Regions from separate parts of the Homo sapiens genome. Here region 1 is linked to region 2. The links are chromatin contacts, found by Hi-C or POLR2A ChIA-PET in ENCODE. All regions are on one chromosome and are shown on one strand. Each heading gives the region's core, a stretch centred on a gene start or an enhancer-like site at or near the end of the contact. The rest is flanking DNA. Distances are from core to core; before and after follow the strand shown. Region 1 overlaps SHLD1 (shieldin complex subunit 1). Region 2 holds the start of PCNA (proliferating cell nuclear antigen).

Region 1 (2,700 bases), core at 17-2,516, 720 kb before region 2:
GGTGGGACTGAAATGACTCAACCTCCAGAGAGCCTGATGGTGGCAGTGGTTTTTGTAAGTTGATGACAGCTATTAATCAAGCAAAGAGCTTCAGGAAAAGTTTGAGTTAGTAAATACACTGAAGAAGAGAAACAGGCAGCATTAAAAATAAAACAAAAAATTGTGAAAATAGGCAGAGAAGATCTAGAGTTCACAGAATGACTGCTGGCTGAGTCAGAATCACAGCGCTGAATTAAACGGGCAAGACAAGAAGGAAACACCATGAGATCAGTTATAGGAGATCACTCTCAACACCCATGCCTCCCATTTACACTTGAATTTAAGGAGAGCAAAGCTTTGAGCCTTCTCTCCTGAAGCACATAACATTGGAGAACACAGAAAACTCAAAGAAACTGGAAAAAAGCCACAAAATCTAAAATTTGCGTGATACAACTTACGCAGAAAAGGAATATAGACAGAAGACAAGTGAAAACTGAGGCTAAGTGACAGAGAAAGATGGGTTTGGGATGCATTTGTGTTGGGAAATTTTCTAACATGAGTTATTAAGGGCTAGAAGTGAGGAATACATGGAATTGAATTTCCACCTTCGCGAGGATACCTCTAGTGTGGTCACAGAAATAGTTACTTATTTTTGACAAAAGAATATGGTAGACAAGATATTCTGAAAATCCTTCCTGTTACCAAACATCTAAAACTGTTGGATAAAATATTTTTGAAAAATCTTTTAAAATGTTTGACTGAGCTGGTAACAAAGCAAGGAAAGCCTGTACAGACCAAAAGCAAAATGAGAATAGAAGTTCTGAGAGGTCTGCAAACCCTGAGCTGGTGTCTAGACCTAGCATGTCAGCTTCAACGTCCACACAGGGTTCAGGACACAAAGCCTAGGGCCATGGCAAGGTGGGGGTGCTTAACAAGAAATCACCACATAAAGCTGAGAGCCCTGAAGTTACGCCACCAGAGAAAAAGTGAACTAGAGAACAAAATACGCCTTGTAAAAGGTTATAGTAAAACAAAACAAACAAAAACTTGTCTTGGCCTTGGCTCTGGGTAGAGAGAGAGAGAAAAAAAAGAAATATCTGCCCCAAGATTTAACCTGATAAAAGAAAATAAAAGGAAAAAAAAAAAAGAAAAAAACAATTGATCATGAGCCAGAACTCACATGTGTTTGTGCTCAAATTGAAACTATTTTTGTGGTCTAAAAACCTCTAAGCCAGCTATTTATTTTAATATGGTTCCAGACTGACATGCCCTCATATGTCTAGTGAAAGCAAGCGTAAACCTTAGAGGGATGTACTTTCAACCAAACACCAAAAGAAACCGTCCACACAGAGTTCCATTGAACATGAGCTCAAAATGCACAGGGAAAAAACAAATCTACCTTTACCGAGTGGGAGTAAGCAAAGTGAGCCAGCAAACAAGGCCCATGGTGGCTTCAGATATTGGCGTTAACACAATCAGGATATAAGGCAAATATGCTTAATATGTTAAAGAAATAAAATGGGAAGTTGAAAGTTTGAGTTAGGAACAAGAGACTACAAAAAATGAACAGGTAAATGAGAAAAATAAACAAAAAGCACAATGAGAAAATGTTAAATTACAGAAAAAGAAAAAATATAGTAATAGGTATTTATACCTCAGCAAATAGGTAAAACAAGACTAGAGTCCAGTGGAAAGATAATTAGAAAATAGAAATCAGAGTTGAAGATATTACTTACAATTTAGCATAGAGAGAGAGATAGAGAAAAAAATAAGAGATATGGAAGTCAAAGTGAGATGGTCCAACATGCATGTAATTGGAATTTCAGAAAGAGCTAACAGAGAGAACGAAGGAAAGGCAATGCACAATGAGACAACGAGTTAATGGGTGGGAATTTCTCAGAACTGATAAAGCACAAATCCTCAAATTTATTAATCACAATGTTCTGTAAACAAGAAGGCAATGAAACAAGACCTTCAAAGTTCCAAGAAAATAATTACCAACTTAGGGACGTGCAGGCAATGGTGAAGGAGTTAAGACATCAGTCTCTTAACTGGCCAGATCGACCAAAATAATAAATGTCATACCCAGATTGCCCTTATATCCAAAGCTCATTTTCTAAAAGTGCTTGAAATAGACAATATTCTTACCACTTAGGCTGATGTACAGAAATTTTATCTGAAGGTAGAGGAAGGAGCTACATACAATTTCAAGGTTTTCTATTCCTTTAGTGACACATCTATTTAATTCACCAAGGTAGTCCAGCTATCCTTGAAACAGTATTCCAATGCTAGACTCTGATCTCAAATCACACGTGATCATCTTAAAAGTATACAGTTCATCTCCACTCTATATTTTGTTTCTGAAAGTTTCATTCCATAATAAGCCAGTTATGCAAAATCATTCAACTTCAAAGTTGTTCTAGGTTGGTTTTATAAAAATTGTAAAGGCTATTAATGTTTTGTAGACAATGTTCTCTTTCTCCATAGTCAACTATTTCCATTTGCTTTTTAAGTAACTTTATCTTCCTAACTCAGCTCATGCGTGCTGCTCTAATAGCCTCTGCATTGCACTACTGAGTGTGCAGCCATTGGCCCACAGACAAAGATATCTATTCCAAACACTCTTTTGGAAAAAAGGGAAAATAATTATTTCTACTCTTTCATGATATTCACTCTTTGAAGAGATCATGAGAAAGAAGCTGTTTAAGCTTCAAGAAAGCA
Region 2 (2,700 bases), core at 201-2,700:
AAAAAAAAAAAAAAAAAAAAAGGAAAGAAAGGCATTCCAGAGATAAAGAATAGACTAAGGAGAGGAGATATTTGAAGCCATAATGATTGAGAATATGTCAGACTTGAAATGAATCTTCAGTTCCCTCAACAAGACAAATAAAACTAACTCCATACCTAGATACATGGTAGAAAAACTAAAGAATTCTGCTGACCAAGGTATTAAAAGTAACTAAAGAGAAGTGGTGTGAAGAAAGCAAGAGAGAAACAACAAATCCTGTCCATCCTGTAACAATTGAAAATTTCTGGCTGGGCGTGGTGGCTCACGCCTGTAATCCCAGCACTTTGAGAGGCCGAGGCAGGTGGATCACCTCAGGTCAGGTGTTCAAGACCAGCCTGGCCAACATGGTGAAACCCCGTCTCTACTAAAAAAAAATAATAATAATAATACAAAAATTAGCCGGGGGTGGTGGTAGGCACCTGTAATCCCAGATACTCGGGAGGCTGAGGCAGGAGACTCACTTGAACCTGGGAGGCGGAGGTTGCAATGAGCTGAGATCGCGCCACTGTACTCCAGCCTGGATGACAGAGCAGGACTCCATCTCAAAAAGAAAGGAAAAGAAAAGAAAAAATATTAAATGTGTACGCTCTTTGACTCAGCTGTATTACTTCAAGGAGTTGATATCACCAAAATTGCCTAAGTGCTCAAAGGTGTTTGTAGTTAAACAACAGGAGATTGATAAATTATGTTATATACATGTGATGCTATGTTTTAAAGAGGTACTGATATGATAAAAGATGTACGTGGCATAAAATTAAATGTACTTTATTAAGTACTTTTCCAAGTGTTTACGGAATGAGTGCATTTTTGAAAAAAAAAAAGTGTATTCGAACTTTTAAAAAAGCTTTAAAAGCTTTATACAATGAACGATTGAGTGATTATAAGAGCTGGCGGGGGAATGTTAAGAGGATGATAGGGAGCTAAGTTTAACAGAACAATTCACCTCTTTATCTTGTGACACCTACGAGCGCATCAATTCTGTAATTGAAAAATAAAGTGCATATTTGCAGCAGCTGTACTCTCTTCAGGCTGCAAGGAGGCTTTTCCTCCCGGTAGGCTTGATTTGCATTTCACTTTCACTTTCGTGGCTGGAAACTTTCTACCCACGTAGTGGGAGGCTGAGGAGCCACCATAAAGCTGGGGCTTGACGAGCCGGGACCGGGACCCGATCTCCACATATGCCCGGACTTGTTCTGCGGCCGGGTTCAGGAGTCAAAGAGGCGGGGAGACCTGCGCGACGCTGCCCCGCCCTGCGCCCGCTTCCTCCAATGTATGCTCTAGGGGGCGGGCCTCGCGGGGAGCATGGACACGATTGGCCCTAAAGTCTTCCCCGCAAGGCCGTGGGCTGGACAGCGTGGTGACGTCGCAACGCGGCGCAGGGTGAGAGCGCGCGCTTGCGGACGCGGCGGCATTAAACGGTTGCAGGCGTAGCAGAGTGGTCGTTGTCTTTCTAGGTCTCAGCCGGTCGTCGCGACGTTCGCCCGCTCGCTCTGAGGCTCCTGAAGCCGAAACCAGCTAGACTTTCCTCCTTCCCGCCTGCCTGTAGCGGCGTTGTTGCCACTCCGCCACCATGTTCGAGGCGCGCCTGGTCCAGGGCTCCATCCTCAAGAAGGTGTTGGAGGCACTCAAGGACCTCATCAACGAGGCCTGCTGGGATATTAGCTCCAGCGGTGTAAACCTGCAGAGCATGGACTCGTCCCACGTCTCTTTGGTGCAGCTCACCCTGCGGTCTGAGGGCTTCGACACCTACCGCTGCGACCGCAACCTGGCCATGGGCGTGAACCTCACCAGGTGAGCCTCGCGGCCCCGGGAAGCCGGCCCCGGCCCGCCTGCACCTCCGGTGCTTGGCGGGAGCGCTTTCGAGCCTAGCCCTCATTGGCTGGCGTGGGCCATCCGCGCCTTCTCATTGGCCTGCCACGCAGTGGGGTGGGGCCCAGCTGAGCGCGCGGTTCGGAAAAGCCCGCGCTGGCTGCTGCGCGAACCTGCTTTTTCGCGCCAAAGTCACAAAGCGGGTGGTGGCGGGAAAATCAAGGGTTTTTCCGCAGTGCCAGGAACACTGTTCCAGGGCTCTTTGCTCACTAAATCCTGTTGGCCTTGAATGGACGCTTTAGCTGTGGCTTTCTTGTTTCTGAGACGGTCTCGGTGTGTTGCCCGGGCTGGTCTCCAACTTCTGGGCTCAAGCGATCCTCCCGGCTCAGTCGCGGTTGACTTTAAATGCTTTATAATGCCCTTGCGAGAAATGTGGCAGCCTGTCATCCTACTTAGTGGCAGGAGATTGTTTCTATCCAGAAGGGACACTGCTGGTGGTATTTTAGTATAAATACTGCCAGATGCGTCCCAAAACGTCTGCATTAATAATGGCATCCTCCAGCAGTCCGCTTACCCTCCACCAGTTCTGAGACGGCCTGATGGGTGAGAGTGGTAACCCCTTCTAACCGCGTTCGAAATACAGCCCTTCAGCAGACGGCGTTGATTTTAAAGCATGTGTCTCCTGTCTTCTAGTATGTCCAAAATACTAAAATGCGCCGGCAATGAAGATATCATTACACTAAGGGCCGAAGATAACGCGGATACCTTGGCGCTAGTATTTGAAGCACCAAGTAAGTCGTACCTTTTTACCGAGTCACGAAGCTACAGAAAATCAAAACTCTGTGTCAGTAT

Evidence for each region. Hi-C counts contacts between places; a loop is a spot of excess contacts on that map. ChIA-PET counts read pairs that join two places held with the same protein, here RNA polymerase II (POLR2A). Pooled maps may share reads with other maps.
Region 1: a pooled map shows a loop between it and region 2 (4-fold over the local background). The contact joins the enhancer-like site here to the promoter of PCNA in region 2. A Hi-C loop is called at or near these places in 1 of 168 maps with a recorded cell type or tissue (naive thymus-derived CD4-positive, alpha-beta T cell) and 7 of 50 pooled maps. POLR2A ChIA-PET finds 5 or more read pairs at or near these places in 1 of 52 experiments (CD4-positive, alpha-beta T cell).

What each region holds. Positions count from the first base shown.
Region 1 is chr20:5,841,722-5,844,421 of GRCh38, reverse strand. The region is part of intron 2 of SHLD1 (shieldin complex subunit 1); the gene reads right to left. Among named protein-coding and RNA genes, the nearest start is that of CHGB, 68 kb to the left of the region's middle. RefSeq lists an enhancer at 36-105. Within about 2 kb of position 1,266, at least 4 of the 41 ENCODE cell types and tissues checked have a DNase peak (open chromatin) inside an H3K27ac peak, as active enhancers do; they include CD4-positive, alpha-beta T cell, where a contact is called at or near this core.
Region 2 is chr20:5,118,708-5,121,407 of GRCh38, reverse strand. It overlaps PCNA (proliferating cell nuclear antigen), which reads left to right and starts at 1,450. Exons shown (of 6, transcript NM_182649.2): 1 at 1,450-1,830; 2 at 2,542-2,639. The coding sequence starts at 1,610. It overlaps PCNA-AS1 (PCNA antisense RNA 1), which reads right to left and starts at 1,822. Exons shown (of 1, transcript NR_028370.1): 1 at 1,439-1,822. RefSeq lists enhancers at 917-1,366, 1,497-1,666, 1,115-1,995, 2,107-2,256, 1,996-2,700 and a silencer at 1,857-1,916.